Regions from separate parts of the Mus musculus genome. Here region 1 is linked to region 2. A link is a loop called in an ENCODE intact Hi-C map of the cell type or tissue named here. Cell type or tissue: gastrocnemius. All regions are shown on one strand. Links, peaks and the distances in the headings refer to the core of each region. The heading gives the core; the rest is flanking DNA. Region 1 has its middle 9.1 kb from the start of Gm35364. Region 2 has its middle 17 kb from the start of Ctbp2.

Region 1 (11,525 bases), core at 1,179-9,178, 82 kb after region 2:
GGGTGTAGCGCTGAGGGAGTGGTTTGTGTTTAGAGAAAGACAGACTGTGTGTGGTTGGCAGGTTCTGGGATGACTACACGGAGAACCACCTGGAGGAGTTTGCTAAAAATACAGATGTTGGGGTTTGTCCAACATGATGGTGTGCAGAGCCCAGGAGATGGACTCCTAGAAGGGGTGCCCCAGGGATCCCCCTTCTCTGGCAGCCAGCCTCTCTGGAACCACCCAGTCATTAGGTCCTCCCTGGGGACTGCAGGAGTCACTCATGTGAAAACCACCAAACCCACAGCCAACTTCTTAACTTAAAATGCACAGGTCACCTGGAGAGCAGGGCAGAGCAAGGGCTGGTTAAAGGGTCCTGGTACTCACCCAAGGGACCTCTCTGTGCTACTGGAGGCCTCTAACTCCATCCCCATGCCAATCTGCAGAGGGGCAGGGAACTAGAGTACTGCCCAGGGGAGGCAGACAGACGAGAATACAACTTACTAAGTTCTATTAATTGTGTTGTAACTTCAGTCAGCGTTCCTCCCTCCGGGGCACCAGAACCACAGTGGCAATAGAAACTACTGGCAAACGCCACGGGCGTCAGCAACTTCTGGGCTTATCCACCCTCACAGTCTGGATCCTACGCACGGCCTATTATATATCCTATGCCCTTGCACTGCAGACCCCCAGTTTTCCAAGGGCATCTTCAAGAACCATCTCCAAAAGAAATTCTGAATGGCGTGAACTGAGTGCAAAGAAATAGCTGGTCTATGAAATGACCAACCCTCCTCGGAGGCAACACACAGTGCCTTCTACATTGGCGCATGCGCACAGCCTTACAACACACACCTAGAACCTGCCAGGTAACAGAGGAGTGGCATTGCCTAAAGGGAGCAGCAGCTCACACTAAAACTGGAATCAGCCTGTGAACTTGGCATTCAGGAGGCTGAAGCAGGCAGGTCAAGAGTTCAAGGCCAGATTGGGCTATGCAGCAAGATTGTCTTACAAACAAAACACAAAAAAAAAAAAGAGGGAAAGAGATGGGTGGTAGTGGTGCACACATTTAATCCCTGTACTAGAGAGGCAGAGGCAGGAGGATCTCAATACCAGCCTGGTCTACATAGTGAGCTTCAGGACAGCCAGAGCTACACAGAGAAACTATCTCCAAAAAAAAAAAAAAAAAAAAAGGATTAAAATTGGATTCTCACTAATCACTCCATAAAGACACACACATGTATGTCTGGGTCATATTGGGTGCTTCATCAGTATCTGATAGTATGCATGGATTCTGGTAGTGGATGGATAGATACCCTGGAGACCATTTCCAGGTTTTGAAGAGCCTGGATCAGAAACCTGCTTAGACACACAAAGCCAATTGCTACTCCGCTGAATCAAAGCTCTTCACCAACCAAGAACACAATACCACATACCAGGCAGGTGACCCACACTAGATCCATAAGGCAATCAATCACCTGCACACAGATCCTCCTGCCTCCAGACCAAGAGAATGAGCCAGTCCACCAGCCAGGAAGGGGCAGGCTCTAAGGAGTGTGCTGCCTGCCGGCCTGCCCATGCTGTGGCTCCCTGCTCGATGCGGTGGGAACTGGGCTCCCAGGGTACACAATCAAACCCTGAGCCTTTTCCTTGGCAGCTTCCACCTGCCAAAAGCAGCTGGACCAGGCACAGCTCCCATGTTGGTTGTCCACCCTGCAGGACAGCCAGTTTTCTTCCCTTCCACGGAAAGGGAGGAGGTCTCCGGTAACACATGAATATTTTACTAGGCATTTCTTGGACTTAGCTAATACACAGTAACATTCTGCTGTCTAAAAACAACTTCTTGCAAGTTTTTTGGTTTGTTTTTAATTTATCACATTGGCCCCATTAACCAATGAGAAGCCAACCAAACTCAGTGCCCTTCCCTAAACAGATTGATACCTATCCCAGGTATCCTTTTATAATGGCCTCCAACTAAGTCCAGGAATTCTTTCGGCTGTAGCAGACCCTCCCACCTTCTTGATGTCTGATGGGAACCCTTCAATATCCATCTACTTTGAAGTGCAGAATGGGCCTTTCTCTGCACAAAAGCAGCAGGTTTATTTTATTTTACTATACAGCGTTTTTTATACTATATAGTATTTTTTTTAATTTAACAATCCAATCTAATACGTCAGCCTGTTCTAAGCACTTATAAAATATTACCTCGTGGGATCTTATTACATACCGCCATTCTACAGACTCAGAAACCTAAGCCCCCGTCAAGAGCTAAGTAAATGAGAATGAAGGGAGGGCTACAGCGTTCTTTCCATGCCATCTTTGCCACACATTCTAGAAGAATCTACCCCCTGCGTACACTGATCCTTCTACTGGCCTCTAGAAGGGCGTCTCTCTCGTCTAAAAGAAGTGACAACATCTTCTAGATCAGAGCTTCCCACCCATTCTAATGCTGTGACCCTTTAATACCGTCCCTCAGGCTGGGCTGGGGAACCATAAAACACAAAATCCCTCAACCATAAAATTATTTACTTGCTACTTCAAAACCTTGCTACTGTTACCAATCATAATGTAAATATTTCTGCAAGATGTAGGTCTGTCCAAGGAATTTGAGACCCACTCTACTCTTCCTCGCCTCAATACAGTACAGGGCACCCAGTGCCCCCCCCCACCCCCCCAAAGCAAAGTTTATATATCACCAGCTTGAAAAATTACTGGAATGCAGCTTTAAGCCTGACCCTACTCTAGGTGACAGGCAGCAGCTGGGAAACCTTTTCCCAGGCTTCCCTTTGGGATAGCAGTTATGAATTTACCTCCAAGCTCACAGGCCAGACAGACAGACGGACAGAGCCCAGGCAAACAACCCTGGAATCACTCTATCTCCCTGCAATCCTTGTACACAACAAACTCAGCTGTATGAAGTTCCCAGTCATAATATAAAGGAGACAAAATTCAGAAGCAAGCTCAAATGAGTCCGTAAGTTAGTTCCATGGGGTACACCTGGCCATTTTAGGAAGAAAAGAAATTACCCACTGGTCCAGTGAAAATACTCAGAGGAACTCTCAACTTGATCCTTACTGGCTCCTGGCTTTTGCTTAAGTCACAGTTTGGTCTTCCATTCGGGTGAGGAATGAAAGGATGCTGCATGGGGAGGTAGGGGGAGGGGTCTCCATCCCAGAGGATCAGGGGGAGGGGGTCTCCATCCCCAAGTTAAAAGCACTGTGAACGATCGGCCAACAGAACTGCACAAATGCTGGATGGGGAAACCAGATGATCAGGAGACCAGTGTGTCCCTCCATGGGGTGGGCAGAACTCAGGCACCCCTACCTTGTGTTGAAGGAGTTAGCTTAAGTACCAGCCTCAGTGGCTTTTCTTCAGAGCAAAGGACCCCTGACCCCTAGGGGTATATACTTTCTGCATGCCAGAACCACCGGTATGGTTTGGAGACTACCTGAAGCCATGCCTAGCAGGGACTGACTGTCTATAAGAAAATTACATGCAGTCACAGTGGTCAGCAAGCAAAGGGGCTTTATCCTCTCCTGTCCCATCACCTAGGCCTGTAGAGTTAAAGCCAATACAGAATTAGCACCCCCCCCAAACAGACCTCTGCGTGATGAAGTAAAGGGCGACCTGTTTGAAAACTCAGGAGGGAGGGCTCTTAAAATAGACAGAAATATAATCATTACCCAAGCTGGAGCAGGGCCAGGACGCCAGGGCAAACATGAGTAATTTGTTAAGAGACACCTCTGGCACATTATCCTATCAGGGTTGAACCCACCATGGAGCCAAGCCCCCTGCCTTTCAGCCTCAGACCGGTCCCCCAACATAACTACAGGGATTTCCCCAGCTCACAGGCCCACACCTGTTCTCGAAGGGGAAGGAAGAGCTGCAGAGCAGGAAGGCACTCACTCTTTCAATGGAAGCCTGTTTTTCAGGAAAATCCCCAGCATATGGGGACCTTAGGTCCAAAGCTCCTGCCCTGGGTGCCTTTCCGGTTGAGTTATTCACCACAGGGGCAGGGCTGGGCTCTGGATCTTAGGGCACGCCCAACTTCATGCCATTCCCTTCAGTTCGGATGGCCACTTTGAAAGGAAGACTAATCCTTTTGTTCTGGAGAACTCACTCAAATTCCTGGCTAAGGCCAGTGTTACACAAAAGCAAGGCTGTAACCTAGAACTTCCTTGAAAGGAAGTTTTTACTGGTTTTACAGGAGTGGAGCAGACGGACCATCCCATCGTCCTGAGGGGAGATCTTGCCCAGCTTTCTCCAAATATCTATGTGTAGAAATTGAGGAACAGTGGGGTATAGGGCGCCTGTCTCTCCCTCCAAGGGAGGGGCACTCACCAGAAAGGTAGTGCCTGCTTTGAGGATAGTCTGAATCTACCTACTGGAAAAGTGATGCCTGTCCCTAAGCACAAGGAGTTGCTTATGGACGGGTGTGTGTGTGTGTGTGTGTGTGTGTGTGTGTGTGTATGCCCCGCAAGCCATGAGTCAGTAATCCAGAGAATTCTTTCCAGACAGCCAGAAACTTTCAAAGACCTCCCAGGTTTGAATAGTCACTTCAAGATTACACTGAGAGTAATTGGAGAGAAAGCTCAACAGTCAAGACCACTGACTGCTCTTTCAGGACCTGGATGCATACAGGCTCGCACACACCCATGCACCCACAATGGCTGTTAACTCCAGTTTCATCCAGAGGGTCAGATGCCCTCTTCTGGTGTTTGCATGTACTGTGTGCACAAAGTTTCGTGCAGGCAAAACATACACATAAAATAAAAGTGTGTTTTTAAAATACAGAGAAGCCTGATCTCGTAGTACAGTACAGGTCTTAGCTGCTCAGGAGGAGACTGAGGCTGCCCAGTGAATTTAAGAGCAGCCTGGTATCTTCGGGAGAAAAGGGATGAGATATAGCTGAGTGTGCTTGCCTAGCTTATGCAGGAGACCCTAGGTACCCTAAGCTAGATCTCCAGTACAAAGTGAAGGGAACCTACCAGCAGGTGGTGATGCGCGCATACACACCTCATTCCAATACTTGGGGAAAGGAAGATTGTGAGTTGGAAGCCACCCTACAAAACATAGCAAGACTGTCCCCACACACACTGTGTGTGTGTGTGTGTGTGTGTGTGTGTGTGTGTGTGTGTGTGTGTGTTAAGGGATAGCTCTGCTAATAAGCCTGATAGTCGGAGCTCAGTCTCCAGAACATACAGGTTAGAGATAATTGACTCTTGAAAGTTGTCCACCTGCAACCTGGACACACACACATGCGCACCCACAAATATACACAAATGGGATCCAAATGTTTTTAAGTGCAATAAATGTTTAAAGGCCTAGAGAGTCTACTCTAGGAAAGTCTCCCCACTTTAGGGTGGATCACGCTATCAAAAAGATCACTCAAAGGACAAAATGAACAGAAGCCGGACTTCTCACAGCTCCGGGGCTCTGGGGAACCTATGAGCTGAGGGCAGGGTAAAATGGAGTAATTATTTGAGACTTCAGTCTGAATTCGGGAAAAACACAGAATCTACCCCTTCCCTCTGCTCCCATGGAGGAGATAGGGTGGAACCAGGAAGTCCTACTCTGACCATTTTCCAAACGTCAGGTCCCAGCTCCATGGAGAGGTCATGAGCAAGTCACTTCAAAGTCCTTCCTTCCTCAGTCTGCCATCATTCCACCTAGGGAGACTGGTGGGCCAGAGCCAGATACAAGCGAGGGCTCAATTGACCATCCCTACATCGTTAAACTCTTATCATTAAGTAACAACGCTGCAAGGAGATCCGAAGTCGTGAATGAAGTCTACAAGACAGAGGAAGTTTAACGTTCAGAAATTGGTTCACCATGGAGAACCCTCAATCCAAGTCTAGATCCCGCTGCCCCTCCCCCTAGTGCCCAGCACCTCCGGCTAAGATCCCCAGGCCCCTGAGCGGCCACCATAACAAACACCCGCAGCAGTTGGCGGAAATGGTAGGTCTCAGTCCTGGCAGTTATGTGTCAAGCTCTATGGCCGTTTGTAGAGCAAATAAAACAGCACTTTAGAACTTACTGCACAGCAAACCTGCCACAGGGATGATACCCCTGTACCCCTGTGGGCCTTTCGCCCTGAAAGCCTAATGGAGGCGCTAGAAACATCTTGACCCCTCCCCCCCAGGTCAGAAACATTGGGTCAGGATCACTGTGGGCAGAAAAGTGTTCAGGACAGGGTCCCGCCAAGCACCTGGCTCAGCTGAGCTGAAGTTGGGGGCCCACTTGAATGTCCTCCCCACCAAGGAATCTCAAGTCACCCCGCCCGCAGCTCCCTCCAGGCCATGGAGGCCAGCTGGTGAGAGGGAAGCGGCAGGAGGAAGGAAGTGGGGGCTGGGGCACAGGGTCTATTACCATCACCTTCCAACACTTCCCTGCTGTTTAGATTAGCAAGTGAAAAGGCCCGGACCAGGGGAGTTTTCCCCGGGTCGGATGCCTCACCCTGGGCACAGAGATAGACGGGCGGGGTCGCCAGGTGCACACACCCCAGGGGCTAGAAGCCCACTTGGAGTCCTGAGATTCCAGATCCTCAAAAGCCAAATGAAAGGCCCCCCACGCTCCTTCCCCTCACTTCCCATCCAGACCACGCCCCCTCCCGGGGCGGGGCCAGGTGTGACCGAGACCTTCCTCTTAGACCCAGCCTCTCTTGCCCGCCTGGAAGGTCGCTCAGGACACCGGAAGTTGGTGTCCGACTGGGTAGAAGGCAGAGGGTCCTGGAGGGCCCAACTCTGCTCTACCGGAACAAGGATAGGGAAAAAAAAAAAAACACCCAGCCCCTCCGTGACTTGGAAAAAGCGACTCTATTTCTTCCTTGCAATAAACAGGAATTATTGTATTTACCCAGCTCGCAGAGCCTCGTGAAGATTAATGGCTGTGAACTGTTTTTAAGATAAAAAAACACTCCCAGATCTTACTTGTAACATTCATATATGCATATGGACATCTGATGCACTTAAAAAAAAAAATCACTCTATCCAAGTGACATTCATCACCAGATCTTAGAGCAACAAAAGAAAGCGATGGGTGCTCTCCGGACAATATCTGACCATGGCACGCACCTGAGCCACCAGCTCCAAAAGGCAGAGAGGCTATCCAGCCAGCAGTGCAGATTAGGATAACATCTAGAGAAGGTAGGGAAACATGAAACTTAAAATATCCGTCGTCCACTCCATTAGGAAAGAAAATGAAAGGGCATCTTCCTAATGAAGCCCATTAGACTCGGCCTCCACCTGGGTTTCTGGTGTTTGGAAACTCCTAAACACGGGGCTCCAGTGGTCATTCAAGCTATGCCAGTGCCTGGAGCTTGCACGATCCGGTCCTATCTGGCCAAGCTGTTCCAACAGCAAACCCCTCTCTCGAGGAACCAGCAGCGCCCTTCCTGGATTATGCAAGGTCACGTGACCGCCGAGGGCACTTTTGGAGTGGAAATGGGAGTTGGGGGTTCAGGATGTTAACCTCTTTCTTTCAACCATCCCAAGACTTGGGTTTTAAGGCAGGCAGATCTGAGTGTAAGCACACCAGCGTTTCACCGTGTGCGAGGCGTTAAGAGCTAGCAGTGAAGCACTTTATTTGGACTCGAGTAGAACACACTAAAATTCTCCATCAGCGAGAATAGTCACAACTAGGGTTCATTTAAAGGGAAAGTACAGAGATCCTCTCCAGCAAGTCATTTTCACCTGCTGCCCCTTGCCCCTCCTACTCCTCTCTTCCGATCAGGTGTAAACACAGTTCCAGGTTTCATTATGCCCGTTCGCACCCATAAAGCAATATTTTGCTGGCCTCCATATTAATTTTTTTTAACTTTCATAATAGGACCAAGAAAAACAAAGTATCCCATTAGGCCATGAGCTTGGTCTCTTAGTTCCTTCCAGACAAACTTCCTAGGATTCCATGACTTCAATAATAAAGTTTTTGTTCCTCCTGAGATAACAAGAGGCATGATGGGAGCAGAGCCACAATGAGGCCTGAGAAGGAAGCCTGGTGCTATTTTCCACATCATCTGAGCAGGCCTCACTATGGGCTGCTCCAGTAATACCCAGAGCCACTGCTTTCTTATCTCCTAGCAAACAATCTTTAAGCCAAGCAGTGTAAATCATAATTAGGATGTTGTAATACAAGAAGAAAGAAGCACATGCTGACCAGAATCCAGAAAGGAAAAAAAAAAAAAAAATCAACACCATAAACCAGGTAAGGGGTTCATTGCATGTCTGTAATCTCTGCACTTGTGAGGTAGAAACAAGGAAGGAATTCAAGTCTAGCCTTTGTTACATTAGACTAGACCAAAAAACAAACAAACAAACAAACATAGGGTAAGGTATTATTTCCTTTTCTAGTTTACAAAAGCTCACCCCCACACAGACATCTTCACCAGGGTTTTCCTGGCCACCTGAGGTCTAGACAAACCCAGTCACCTGCAATTTAGGATTAACATCCTCCAAACACCACCCAGCTTGGGGGATGAGAAAGGAAAGTTCTAGTACTTAGGACAGAAGTCACAATTCCTTTTAAAACTAGCATGACTGCTTGCCCCATTAGTCAGAACCCAACCATTTTATCACAATTTCTATGAAATTTAAGTCCACTCTAGCAGCCAACTGTTAAATCTACGTTAGGCCTACAGCTCAAGCCGGGCACTTCTAAGCACCCACAGGGGACCAAGCTTGGTGGATGGAAACTGCCAGGGGGCCTCAAAATTATGAGTGCACATTGCTAAATACCAGGTAGACGCAGCCCTGGGAATAGACAATTACCCACATGGTTCCAGTTTGGATGGAGATTTTTACGAGGTACCAGGAATGCCTGTCACCTGAGCCATCATGGGTCCCACGTGGAAGTGCGAGGAAAGGCTCTGAGAATGAAGACTCAAAGAAGCCTTTTCAGAAATAACAGCAGGAGCCACAAACAGGCAGGCCCTATAGCAAATAGTCAAGTATAGGATCCGGTCCCTAAAGGCAAAGCCGGAGCACAGGGAGGAATTAAACACAAAGTCAGGTCCTTCCTGGGATTTCAGTTGCCTCAGTGTCTGGCACTGTATAGATAGTGTTCTCCTAAGATCACATTTGAAAGGGGGGGGGGGGTGAGGGAGTTGTCATTCTTAATGCTTTTCTCGGAAACTGCTTCTATTTGCCCTTGTAATCTTTCCTCAAAAAGAATGCAGACTGCTAAGAACCAAAGCATGTATTCTCCTGGAGTCCAGTAAGACCACCTTCTAAGAAAAACTCAGGAAGGGAAGCTGGCCAAATTTCCATGCCTGACCAAGGCAGATGAATGCCAGGCTGGTTCCCATCCCTGTTGTGTTCTCCTGCAGAAGGGGAAAACTGCCCCTTGGCTCCCTTTGTCAACATTCCGCACAAACAATGGCCAGGCTCTTTCACCACTTTAGACTCTATATTCATCTGTGAATCCCCCTCTTCCACACAATGTGCAAGGCCCTTCTTTTCATAGGAGAAGTTCTGAATGCCCAAGAGCAGCCATAATTTAGGCCTTCCACATTAATAATGACATCTAAAAGCAAACTCCAGATTAGGCCCAAACATTCATTTGTGACTATCATTAGAGTCACACTGATAGCTTTTGGATACTTTTCATTAAATCATGATCAAAAGAGCCACTATAAAACTGGTTCTGAAGTTTTTGGCGATTATTAAATATAATTTTCTGAACTCAGAGATAGGGCTTTAAAAAAATAAAAAAAAAAAACCTTTCATAACTCCATGACACATATTCCATTAAAGCCAGACTTGAATAAAAATTAACTTCAAAAGGTGGGACTGGGGAAAGCTTCGGATATTCCCAGCTCTCCCCGGGGACTGTAACTTTAAGTTGCAGCCAAAGTAAATTAGGACATGCTTACCAGCTGTAATAGGTAAGGTGATCCACCTAGGCAATACGCCCACCCAAACATTCCTGTACCCCCTAACTTTTCAGCATACACAAGCCTCGTGAGCATTCATTCCTGACCTATCAGTCCATGGAAAGATTGTTAGTAAGAGACCCCAAGATTTCACCAAAAGGTGGCATTTCTTTGTGAAGGATCAAGCTGTACTATTTTTTTTTAAGACTACAAAATTGTGTTCCACCCTCTGTAATGGTGCTGTTATTACCTGTGCATGGTAGTAACTGAGTTGTTCCTACCCAGCACAATAGGTAAATTAGTCCCTTCCCAACCAAGCTATGCGAATCCTTGTGTTTCCGTGTGGCCTGCTGCTTTCTGCTGATAGAAAGTTTATTAGCAGAGGGACCCAAGCTGAACTCACATACATTATAACGAGTCCCTCTATATTGAAGAGTCAGTGGGAAAAAGTGAGAACTGAGACCACCATTACATCAATGTTGTAAACTCTTTACATTTTCTTTCCATTTAGCAGAGCCCTGAGTGCAGAAGGGATAACTGCACCTTCAAATATGACTCTTGATGCCAGGGTGTGTTGTTGGCAAAAGACATGCCCCTGCTACAACACAGCAGTAGCCCTCCCTGAAAGGTGACCCTAAAAGGTATCCTTTTTGAAAGACCTTTTCCGTTTTTCATAAATCTGTAAGAAGGCCAGGTGTGGTGGCACACAGCTTTATGTGGGAGGCTGAAGCTGGAGGATTCTGAGTTCTAGACCAGCATGGTCTACAAAGAGAGTTCTGGGTCACCGTGCATGGTGACTTCCAGGACAGTCAAGGCTATGTAGAGAGACCTGATCACAAAAAAAAAAAAGAAAGAAAGAAAGAAAGAAAGAAAGAAAGAAAGAAAGAAAGAAAGAAAGAAAGAAAGGAAGGAAGGAAGGAAGGGAAGGAAGGAAGGGAAGGAAAAGAAATTCAAACAAAATATGCCATCCTAGGCTCACTTTCCTGCTGGTTCAGTATATCTCTGACCTGACTGCTCTCTCAGCACACCCTAAACAGCTTGTTTTCATAGTTTGTTGTCACTACTTGTTTGTTTCTCTAACCCAATTTTTCTTTACAACACTTTCTAGACTAACAGGACAATTTCTATTTGGAGTTTTTAAAGTCAAGAGTGAGGTTATTGATTATTCCCTGAAAGGGTAATGGATGGAGTAGTTAATAATTATTCCACTAGCAAGTTTTACCGTTTCATCTTGTGTACAAGAGCTAGGTTAACAATGCCAGGGAAATCAAAACGACTCAGCAGGGACAGGAACAGGTGTGCCTGAGTCTGAAAGGGCCAAAATATTTCACCAAGTATGTCACAGGTTTTTTACAGAGGCAGTGTTTGGGGTTTGGTGGATGATTTTTCTTTTCTTTTTTTTTTTAAGTTTCTTAACTCTGAAATGACACACTTAAATTTTACAGACATTTCTTCACTTAAATTGACGACTAAATCCCACACATAAATTGCAACTCAAGCTCAGCAAGGAAATGCATTTTGCGGGACAAAGGGTTGAGTTTTTTTGGGGGGGGGGTTGTTTTGTTTTTTTTAAATCACAGCTAAGAAAAGGTAATTCACCCTGCCCCTCCCCCACAAGAACACCCATTCAAGAGCCCAGTTTCAAAGCTCCCAAATGAAACCGTAAATAACTCACGTGGCA
Region 2 (11,525 bases), core at 1,231-9,230:
GGCTCCACTGACTCTCTCCTTCAAAACTGCAGCCTGTCAATCACTGTGAGAAGAGTGGGGACCCATTCTCTGGTCTCCTGTTCTTCACTGCAAAACTTCACAATGAGTATTGTTTTAAATCTAACAGCAATCCATGTGTACACACACACACACACACACACACACACGTACGTACGTGTGCACGCACACATGCACATGGGGCTATTCTCAGCTAGCAGGTGAATTGTGCAGAGAAAGATGAGGATGGAAGATTAAGGCTTAAGAGAAACCTGGTGGTGTATGGGCATCAATTATGCTGAATGCTGGGAGTTCCTTTATCAGACACAGGTCTAAACTACTAAAAGGTAGGCAAGTTCAATTTGGCTAGAAAAGCATCCTAAAGATTTATAGCAATAATTATGTGAATTTGAGGAAAGGGAGAAATAGAAAAAGTACAGTTTCTAACCCTATAAATAATGATCAAAACAGCCAAAAGGACACCAAACTCTAACACAGGCAACTGCCTAAAACAAGCCAGTCACCACACGTACAGAAGTATAGAACTCTGCTGTCATCGTTCCTGGGCTCTTTCATGAAGGTAGCCAGCCATGTGTGAACAAACCCCTGACTCAGGGAAAATGGAGATGGGATAGAAGAACCAAGACCTACAAATGTCAACCATAAATGCACATCAGAAAGCCTAGGCTAGCTCTTTTACTTTCTTGAGGCTGGGGCTCCAATGTCCACACTACAGTGAGGCACCTCCTAGACTCTGGTATGAAAACCCAAGCCTCATTATCTACCCCATCCAAAGGACAAGCTAATATTGGTGAAGGGCTACAGAGATAAAAACCGCCAGAGTTATGATCAGCAGCAGGACTGGCTTTGCAGTCTCCTCCTCTAGTGAGGCGTAATCATTCTTTTTGCTTTCCTTTGAATTTTAATTCGTATAATTAGGCGGCTTCTTGAAAAATTGGTAAGTAGGCTCTTGATCATGCAATCAGAGAGATAGCCAACAGCTTACACAAATGTCTTCATCTTAGACTGTCACTGATTCCCACGCCTGGCTTTTCTGTGGTTCTTCTGTGGAGTCCGGGGCAGACCCCGAGGGGAGGTGCCCACCCATCATATCAGCAGCGAATACAGACTTCATTTGGAACAGCCAGTATGAGTTTTGACACATAACTACCACCCTCTCCCACCATATTTCTGCTTCAAAAGGGGGGGAGGGGATGGGTGGGATAAAAGATGTTTTTCTCCTTTTCCCTCCCAAGAAGTATGCTATTTATGAAGACTAACACAGCCACTGCACAAATGTCAGGGACAAACACGCCTTGTAGTGGATCTACGCACGATGGCCCTCACTGCACCAGCCATACTGGCTCTGGGCTCCTAGACTATCAATCACATCTTTGTGATTAGGTTTGCCATGAAAACCAACTTTGCCCTTTAAGTCAGTCCTTCCTCCCAAGTCATAAGCTTCCAGCCAAAGGAATTTGTCAGCTATTGATATCATTAGTCAAAATGTTCAACCAAAGTACTAACTAAAGTATACATCAGGGCGGGCAAAAGAGAGGCAGTGCTATGGTTCCTCTATCTTTGCTGGAATCAGAACTGGAATCGTTCTGGAATCCAGGGGTTCCGTCCTGGAGACTGGGGCTCTGTGCTTATGAAGCAGGAAAGGCATTCCTTGTATGCCACCACATCCATGACAGACAGAGGAGAGAGAATGTGCACGAGCCTCTAGGAAGTGCTCTCTCCAATGCAGGTAAAGTTCAAAGTCAAGAGGAAAGTGGGGTCGTCCTCTCACGGAGGAGGATAAAGAGGAAACGGCACGAAGCTCAACTTCACAGGAGAAAGCCAGAGGAATGCCAGGCCTAATCCCAACCCAGAGATATAAGCGCTCTGAAAATCAGAATGGACAGAAGTGAAATGTAATTTACAGTAGTCTTCCCACGCGGAGGTGCTGTTTCCACAGCTTCAGTACTCTGGGTATATTCAGGTCTGAACAGCATTACATTTAATTTAAAGCCCACCATTTCAAGTTGTACGTGGTTCAGAGCATCACAATAAAATCCTGTGGAACCCTGGCTGCTTCCCAGCTGGGGCTAGAAACACCCTGCGGTCTCACGTATCCACACTGTATATGCCACCTGACCGTTAGCAACACAGTAGCTCAGTTTGGATTATCCAGTGGATCCTTACAGTGTTAAAATCAATGTTACAGTAACTATTTTGCTTAATGCTCAAAGACCAAGAATCACAACACTGGCAATTTGGTTATGCTAAGCGAAGCCAAAAGCTCCTCCTGTGAGTGGGAAGGTGAGCGCGGTGCTCATCACAGGTGCACATACGGGAGGAAACCCATATTTCATACAATGAGATCTGGAATTCTCTACTTATCAGGCACCTACTGCAAGTCTTGAGACACGTCAGCCAGGGAGGAGGAAGTAATAATGTAAGCCATAGATCTTTAGATAAGAAAGCTCAGCAAGAAGCTACCGGGTGTGGCGCACTGTTTCACAGCAGTGTCAACGAGATTTGAGAAAAGAACAAAAATGAAGAGCAACCCATTTTAAAATCAGTCATCTTGACATTAAACATCCATGATTAAAAGCAAAAGAAACCATTTGTCCAAGTTTGGGTAGATAAGCATTTTCTACTGTTGCTACCAACAGCCACCTCTTGGCCAAACCAAACCAGCACAAAGTTATATCATGAAAACTCCAGTCCTCACCAATTGTCTCTCTGTTTCTCCATTCTAGTTCAGACTCTGCAAAGGCTAGGTGGAGGGGAACTGCAGAGCAGGGGTGCATCTTCAACGGCGTGTCTCAAAACAGGATGCTTCTAGAACTCATCCAAAGCTTGCTTTCAAGGGACTCTGCTTATCTTCATGCTAATGAAGAAAGATCTCGTTTTTTGCAACAGTTTAAAAGGATTCATTATCAGTGTAGTTAAGTGGACACACCCCATTGTTAATCGCAAACTAGGTTCAGATTTAAAACCCACGTGGTGGGGAGATCTAATGCAAACACAAAGGGATCCCTATACCCAGGGGTGTGTGCTCATACTGGGCCCCTCCTTTACAAGGCCTTCTTGTATACATAACCCAGGTGAGGCACAGGGAGGACCTTGGACCTGTCTAGGAAAAGCGAGGACCCTGCTCTTAATGAGGCCTAACTAACACCTGCCCTGGGTGGACCCAGGAGAAAGAAAAAAAAAAAAAAAAAAGCCAACAACAAGCCACGGGTACTTACAAGGAAGCCATTCCATGGGCTTCGGGAGGCAAGCATAGCCAAGGGGTTCTTATCCTGAGAAGAGAGCTCTGAGGAGCTTTCAGAGAGCCAGGGAACTATGGGCAGACTGTAGGCATGACTGTGGGGGAGTAACAGCCAGACACTGAGACCGCTAATCAAAATTACTGAGTTTGCAAAGAAATTACATATCCATTTCTAAAATGATTCCTATAGGCAGAAGGTTTGTATGTTCCCTGAAACCTTCCATGTTTGAAGCAGTCCTTCGACGTGTACCATTCTCTTGAGCCTTCTGAGCTCCCATCACCTGGAATGATTGACAGCTGTCAGAGAGGACTGTTGTCACTCCCTGAGCACATAATAGATTCTGTAAATGTCCCTTTCTTTTTCCAGTGTGGGTTAGGGAGTGGGAAGAGAAGACCTCCCTTTACCAGAGTCCCCCATTCAGGTCCTAGAAGTTTCCTAAAAGAACCCCATCCTGAGATATGCACAACGTTTCACTCACAGACAGGCCAGTCCACCATCCAGTAACAAGAGGAAGCGGCTTCTCCACGCAGCCCAGCCCAGTGCTGGGCGGGCGACCCAGCCAGTCAGTCCCTGCTCGGTACTCTCAGTTGGTTAGAGCCCCATCTTCTATCCCCAAAAGCACAAGTACTTGGGATGCACACACCGATAGCTCGTGCTTCAGCCATGGCCTTTCCAATCGGCATAGCTTCAGAATACTGAAGAGTGACAACTTACACAGGTAGCCATGTCCTTCTAATGCCTGCCCCCAGCCCAACCACTGATTCCACACTAGAAAAATAAAATGGCATACTGTGTGACCAACACTGACTCAACTAGACTAATCCAGATTGTAAAAATGAAATACACTGTCAATAATTTTGGCCGGCTCAGAGTGTGCCACTGTCGGGGGTTTCACAGAATCTAGAGGGTTTATGTTGGTGGTAGAGAGCTGGCCTTTATTAACTTCTATATGGCCTTGGGTTTGAAATGCAACATTAGAGAGGGGGTGGGGGGAGTTACACGGTTTGTAAATCCGAAGAAAGGGTTGCACTGTGCCACGGAAATCCACCAGGCTAAAGGTGAACCAGTCAAGGTAGTATCCCCACCCCCCACCCCCCGCCCCCCTGCCCGATGAGGATTAGCTTTAAAACCATGATTTTCCTGGAATAAGCAAGTGGTGTGGTCTTACTTTGAGCTGGGACTCTTAGCCCATACAAATACATTCCTAGTGTCAAATGCGAGCCTCAAGACTTCTGTATATTTTTCGCGTGCTAAAAGTGATAAACAAGGCATGAGAACTTAAGCAGAAAGATCCTTTCATGTTCCTAATTGGCTGTTTTATTTGGGTCATGTTGAGAATCCAGCGTGGGTCGTCACATTCTACAGAGACTCTCTAGAATTTTCACACATTTTAAAAGCCCTTGTCCTCCAAATATGCCTTGAAAATAAATATTTTAGTTAATAATAGAGGCAGAACAGAGAGGGATAAAAGCAAACAAGCAAATGTCCATTCAGATTATGAGGCATAGAATGATGGCGTGCGCTCAGGCTGCTCAGGGTGAGCAGTCGCTAACTCTTCCCCACCTAGGCGTGTGATGTGTGCTCTGTGGCCAAAGAGCCTGTCTGTGTAGTGGAATGCGATCTGTCATCTCATCTGCTATGGGACAGAAAAGCTTGTCCCGGTTGCAAGAGAAATTTTCATTTAACCAAGTAGAGAATGCCACCAACAGGAGAAAGCATACACAATATTGGAAGTTCTCACAGAATGTCTGCAGAGGGGTCACAATACAGCTGTTGGGTGGGGGCGATGACCCAGTACCCTAGTGATCACTGTGGGCAGAGTCCATGGCCTGTGACAAAAATGTACATATACAGTGCATTTCCTGGGGTTCAGTGATGTGTCCAAGCACAGGTAGGATGGCGGCCAGCAGCCTGGACCTGAGAGTTAGACCACAGTGAGACCCACCAGGCCGTGGATCCTTGACAACATGGAAACTACAGGATAGACATAAGAGGCACACTAGATAATATGTCATTATATTTTAATAAAGTGAACACAGACTGGAGAGATGGCTCAGCGGTTAAGAGCACTAACTGCTCTTCCAGAGGTCCTGAATTCAATTTCCAGAAACCACATGGTGGCTCACAACCATCTGTAATGGGATCGGATACTCTCCTCTGGTGTGTCTGAAGTGTACTCATATAAATAAAATAAATCTTTAAAAATAAAAGTGAACGCAAGTCTAATGAAATAGCAAAATAAAATACTTCTTGTTAAGCTTGAACTATTTGCCCATAGAAAAATTACTAGTTCTAATATAACTTCGATTTAGTTAAAGTGAACACGTATGAAGCCATAATCTGTGTCTAGTAAAAGCAATTTTAGAGGTTAGTTACAAATTACAACAATAAAACATTTTTAAAGCGTCTTAAGATCTTGATTTGTTTTTGTTTTAAACACGCCTGCCTCTTGACTTCAGTTTGACCCCACAGAAGTCCCTGACTCTGGACTGTCCCAATTTGGCAACACTCTGTCCCATAAAAGACTTCAGTGGGTTACCTCTTGACACGGTGAGGTCCAAAACACATGTCTCAGTACCTGCATCTTATAGCCTTTATCTGCTTATCAAAAAAGCAATGGAAAACAAGACCAGTCCCACCCTACCCCGTGGTCAACCTGTCATGCTGGGAGCAAGATTAGCCCACGGGAAACATTTTACCCAGCGATGAGGCTCTTGATCCAGCAGAGGGCACTGCTCACCCTGCCTAGACATCCCCAGACTGCAAAGCTGGGATATCTTTGCCTGGGTCTCAAATGTGAACTCCATAAGAACCCAGAGAAAATACGTCAAATACCCTTGATGGAAAGGCCTGAGCACTGTGTGTCTTAGGAAGCAAGAGAGGCAGAAGGCACCTGGCCTCCCTTCTAGCCATGGATGCTGAATGGTGGGATGTGACTCCCTCCCCATTGTCTCACACCTCCCCTGAGAGCCAAGGTCTCCCCCCTCCCGCACGCGCACACACACACACACACACACACACACAGGGCAGGCCAAGGAAAGGTGGTCCAAGAGCCAGTGAGTTTCCTGACCCACAGTGTGAGGTTTTGTCCCGCAAAGGGGCACAAACTGCCCTAAGGGGTAATTTTCCTTTATGCTTGCAATTCTCATTCAGAGATATGTGAATCCTGGTGATGGACGATGGGAACAACTTGGCAGTGAGAGGATTTAAGACAGAATAAATAGGAGGGTACACAGTTCTCCACAAGCCTGATAGAGTTTCCATCAGACTAAAACCTGGGGGGGGGGGGGGGCGCGCACACAATTGAGCAATTGTTCCTTGACCCTAAGGTCCCTTTGTTGTAAGACTTCAGAGTACATGCCCTTCCCCCCAGAGCAGACACTAAGCAGGCAGAGGAGGGAAAGTAAGAAGGATTTCCCATTTAAATATAATTATATATCTTCTTCATTAACTTTGGGGAGGAGCATATTCAACCAGACCTGTGGGAGGCAAAGAACAGCTTTCAGGAGTTGGGCTCTCACCATTTGGGTCCTGGGTTTAAGCTCCAGATGTCAAGCTTGGTGGCAAGTACCTTCCGTTTAGTACTAAACTACCTCCCTGGCCTGGATTTCCTGGTTTTAGATAGGGAGGGCTTAGAAGCAGCAGAGCCTCCCTCTGCCTAACCACAGCTGGCCAGTCAGGAGCCATGGAATGATGCAGGAAAGAGGTGTGCTTTAACTAGTCATGTTCCAGGAGCGACACCATGCTCCACCTAACCCCAGACACTCCATGGGACGACATTCTCTGACCATTGCTTCAAACACCGTTGCTGTGGCAACAGGATACCACTTAGAGCACACAGCTATTTCTTGATTATGATATGGCATACTTAGTTTTTTAGTAAGAATGCGCCAAAATGTGGGAGGTGCCAAATGGGATTCGAGGAGCCCCCGATCGCATCTCCATACAGCCTGCCATCTCCTTTGCCACAACTTACATCACAAAGTACCTGGTGGCCAAAGACAGGCTAACAAGGAGGGATTTTGAATTTGCCTCAATGTCCTGCTAGAATGACAGCTATGTCTTCAGAAAGGCCTCAGCACTCGGTGAACCTATTGAAGGATTTTCTCTGCTCTTCCCTTATTCTAAAGGGACAGTCTCTCTCTGCCTTAGTCCCTGCTGCTCACCCTATCTGCCTGGTGGCTATGTCACCCCAATGAAAGATGCCTGCCTTCTCCAGTCACCAACCCAAGTTTCACCAAGAGCAGGGCCCATAGCCTTGTGTGGCTCCCAGAGCCCACTGGCTGCCTGAAATCCCAAGGCCAAAGAAAAATCAAGTCTCTGTCACAGGGGACGGGAAGGAGCAAAGAAAGGGGCAGCATTCGACTGGGCTTCAGGACCAACATCCCAGGTGTGTGAGAGGGTGGGAAGAGCGTGCTTCCTCTCTCACCTCTGACACCTGGCTCTGGGGTTGGCCTGGGGACCCGGATACAGTGGGAAAGTCTCAAATTTTAGGAGGAAGAACAATCAAATGGAAGCAGACACACAGCTTTGCTTCTGGGAAGTAGGGCGTTGGCCAGAGGCGGAGTGCATGCCAGTAGAGGACCTGCTTCCTCTGGGAGGACCTGGCTTAGGCTCCAGGAGTAAGGACCTACTCATATATCCAGACCCTTACAGGTTCAGCCAGACCCAGAAGTCGCACATGGAAAGGGGGACGGGGAGAAAGAAAAGCTGCATCTTAGCTTAATGACCAAATCTTTCTCCAGGGGATCTAATGCCCTTTCCGGCATCCACAGGTACCAGGCATGTATGTGCATACATATATCATACATGCATGGCTGTGTGCACACAAACACATATGAAATAATAATAATGATAAATTTTTTTTAAAAAGAGAGAGATTTAGACCTTGTGGCTGGACTACCATTTAAGAGTTCTGTAGGATGGAGAGTTTGCACAGCAAAGCCCTGCTTCTCAAATTATTTACAAACAAAACTTTTATTAGGAAGGATACTGAGGCTCCTGGCCCTTTGGGGACCCTCACTGGTGGGCATCCGCATCCTTTTGCTATATTTGCTTGTAACAAGCTGGCTTCTAGCATGGCCTTGTTCTTGCTGTCAACTCTGGGGATGTCCTATGGAGAAGTCTGAGCAATCAAGCATCAGAGGGGACCAGGGTCAATATCCAGACAGCACTACCTTAGGTCTCTGTGTCAGAACACCCTAGCCACAGGCACCCACTTAAGCCGGGTAGATTCTGACCCCAGGAAATGAAGATGACCAGGCTTGGTGGTTTAAATCTCTACATTCTGAGGTAATTTGTCACACAGCAATAGATAAAATAACAGAACGCTCTATGCAACCCATCAAATTTACTATGGTCACTGATAGAGTGCCGTTCAACAGAAGACACAAAGCCACGAATCCATTCGTGACGCGTGACGTCAAGCTCCACGCTGGAGCTCCAGGCCGGAGAACACTAACAGACCTACCCAAAGCTGTAAATCCCAGCAGCCTGTGCTAAGGTTAGGTCTGTGATATATCCACTCGGAGCTCCTGGGGTAAACTATGCTGCTCACATCAGCAATACCAAACAGCCCCAAGAGTGGAATGTCTGTTGCTATTTTCACTTACCCCAGACACTTAAAATAAATTCCACAGCTACACTCCACACATACACGGTTAACTAAGGCACCCTGGGGTCTCCACACTTACTCATATGCACCCATAAGTCTGGAGGACATTAGAAACATCTATCAGAGCCTGGGCCCCACATTAAGAAGGCATCTCCCAGGCCACCCTCTGCATGATAATTTGCTGGCCCTCTGGCTGAACAATACCTATTAGCAAATATGAGAGGCTCCTCCCAGAGTCAGAAGATTCAGGTCAACCCCTCAAGGCAGTCCCTAAGTCTGCAGTCCCAGATATAGCTGGTTCTTGTGACAAGAAACCACCAAGTGTGAGCTTAGAGATGCTGAAATCCCCACCTGAAACCCAGGAAGAACACAGAAGCTGCAAGGCCAGATGTGGCCACATGTGCAAAAGAAAAGCTATGTGACTGCATGCACCAGAGGAATGTGTGCCTAGAGTAATGCAATCAGGGGCCTCAAGGCCTGTGTGGCCTTCATGACATCATGGGGGCACAGCATCCCTGAAGCCTACTCCCCTCTTAGAAGTCACCAAACTCAACAGCTGGCTACCTTCAAATAGCCAGACTTAATAAGACCAGCTCACCCACCTTTTGTGCTTTCTTCTGACCCTACCTCTACCAGGAACAGCTTTGCTGCAAAAGCTTATTGGAGCAAAAGCCTGGAAGCAATGGAGGGAGTGTGATCCAGCCCAGGGGACCAGGCTGAAAGCACAACACCCTGTGGCTTAGGACCACTCAAAGGCCATGATCCCTAGAACCCACGGGACTGGTTTGAGAAGGCACTGACAGAAAGACAAGGAAAGGCCAGGGGGACACAGACCTAATGTGAGCAGAGCTCTCTCTGAGGACAAGATTGGGGGGGGGGGGACCTCCCAGCAGTTGTTGGAATGTTTTACACAGGCAAGCATTCTTTTTAAAGCTCAGTGTGCAGAGACACTTCCGAGTGGGTCTGGGTGCTCAGTCACACGTGTGCAACAGCAGCCGCCCATCAGACTCCTCGTGATGAACCTTACACCTAAGACCACCAACACAACCACCATCTGGGTCTTCATATCAGTTCTCTAGCTAAGCCTCCCAGATTTCAGATGTTTGCAAACATAGGCATCTAAATCCTACCCCAGAATTCTAAGAGTAGGCTACTGATTTAAGTAAGGGCCGGGAACAGGATGGGAGGGGCAGCACTTGCTATCTGCTCAAGGTTCGTTCTCTATTTTACAGAAATTTTACAGCTCATTTTACAGGAAGGCTAAGAACCAGCTCTATCTTCTAAAGTTCTGACAGTAGCCTCGTGCTATTAACTCTGGTGTGCTCAGGACCTCTAAGGTCACTCTCAGATCCTGAGGATACAGGAGGATCCCAGATCCTGGGCCACACCCTTACACATAGAGTCCTGGGAGCCCATATTATCATCTGTGTTTGTCACTCTGCAGTCTACCCCTCTGTGGGAAACACTAGTACCCCTCTATTCAGCTTTGGGGCATGGAACGCTATGGGGACACGGGTCAGACCCCAAACTCCACACAAGATGCAGCAGGGCAGAAGCCAGGCTGTGAACTCAGAAGGCGGGACAATAAAATAAGAGGTTACCCGGGAAGGGTTAAATGGGTTTTAAGAACAAAATGGATGAAAATGGCTTCAATACAACTTGATGAGGTCAGCGAGTATGGAGGCCTAATGACAGCTGTAAGAAAAAACATCTGGCGGTGTCAAAAGGTCGGCAGGAAGTGAGTGGGGCTTATATGGCTCTGATTGGCTGGACTGATACTCCTGGAAAGAGACACACATGGCTTAACTTAGCCCTAGAGGGCCAACAAAACCCCTTTTAATTGTCCTCTGACCAGCTCCGCCTCTGGGGTCCCCTGTCTGGGATCCTGACAGGCAAATAGTCTTTGTTCACCCACAGAGGGTCAATGGGTCTAAAGCCCTCTGAAGCAGTAGTCTTTGGGGTGTGGCAAGTGGCAGGTGTGCCCTCCCTCCTGGGCCCCAGAATCTCTTAGCTTCATTTTGTCCTGGAACAAGCTTGGGTCACTCCACTAGCACATGCTTCAATAAATCCATCCCCGTGAAAACCCAAACAAGAGCTTCCTTTGGAATAACAGGAAGTGCTGGTACACAGCATGGCCTAAAATAGGGTTCATTTTATCTGGAGACAAAGCTGTGGCCTCAGAGCTAGCTTACCTCTCAGAGCTCTTGCAAGAACCCAGGCTGTCCCCCCAGGGCTCAGGGGGCCTGGACTTTGTTATGATCAACCCTGGCACATCTTGTTTCCTGTTCATAAGTCCCAAAAACGGCCACATGGGAAACCAAACCAGCCCTGCCGCAGGGATCAGGTCTGGTGCGTTCCATAAGCTGTGAGGCTTGCTTGCATCCTTCATGTTCGGCAAGACCCACGGGCCTTTGGAATCAGTGACTGTTCTCTCTGAATTCTTAGTTTTTACATAAGCCGGAGCAGAGAAGTTAACAGGTCTCTGTGGACATGACCGACATGCAGAGGGGCAAAGCTGGGTGCATGGAAAGGCCAGGCTGGAAGACAGGAATGGTTTCCATTTTTCCAAAGGGCCCTCAATGTAAGGGATACGAGCACTAAGAAACCCGCAATGAACACTTGAGACCCTTCCACTGGCAGCCTGAACACCT

What was found. A loop is a pair of places that touch in the nucleus more often than their neighbours do. Peaks named below come from ENCODE experiments on the same cell type or tissue, not always from the same donor. Only the 100,000 strongest peaks of a DNase experiment are listed, where the experiment ranks them.
Region 1: a loop joins it to region 2, with 2.4 times the contacts of the local background. A loop is called at or near these places in 18 of 42 quality-filtered maps.

The regions. Positions count from the first base shown.
Region 1 is chr7:133,108,739-133,120,263 of GRCm38, forward strand. It overlaps a transcript of Ctbp2 not described here. Among named protein-coding and RNA genes, the nearest start is that of Gm35364, 9.1 kb to the right of the region's middle. In gastrocnemius, for the core only: a CTCF peak has its summit at 4,699 (motif pointing left); DNase peaks (open chromatin) are centred at 1,622, 3,729, 3,934, 5,902 and 3 more places; H3K4me3 peaks cover 1,845 bases; H3K27ac peaks cover 5,108 bases.
Region 2 is chr7:133,026,755-133,038,279 of GRCm38, forward strand. It overlaps a transcript of Ctbp2 not described here. Among named protein-coding and RNA genes, the nearest start is that of Ctbp2, 17 kb to the left of the region's middle. In gastrocnemius, for the core only: no CTCF peak of the experiment used is centred there; a DNase peak (open chromatin) is centred at 5,992; H3K27ac peaks cover 1,106 bases.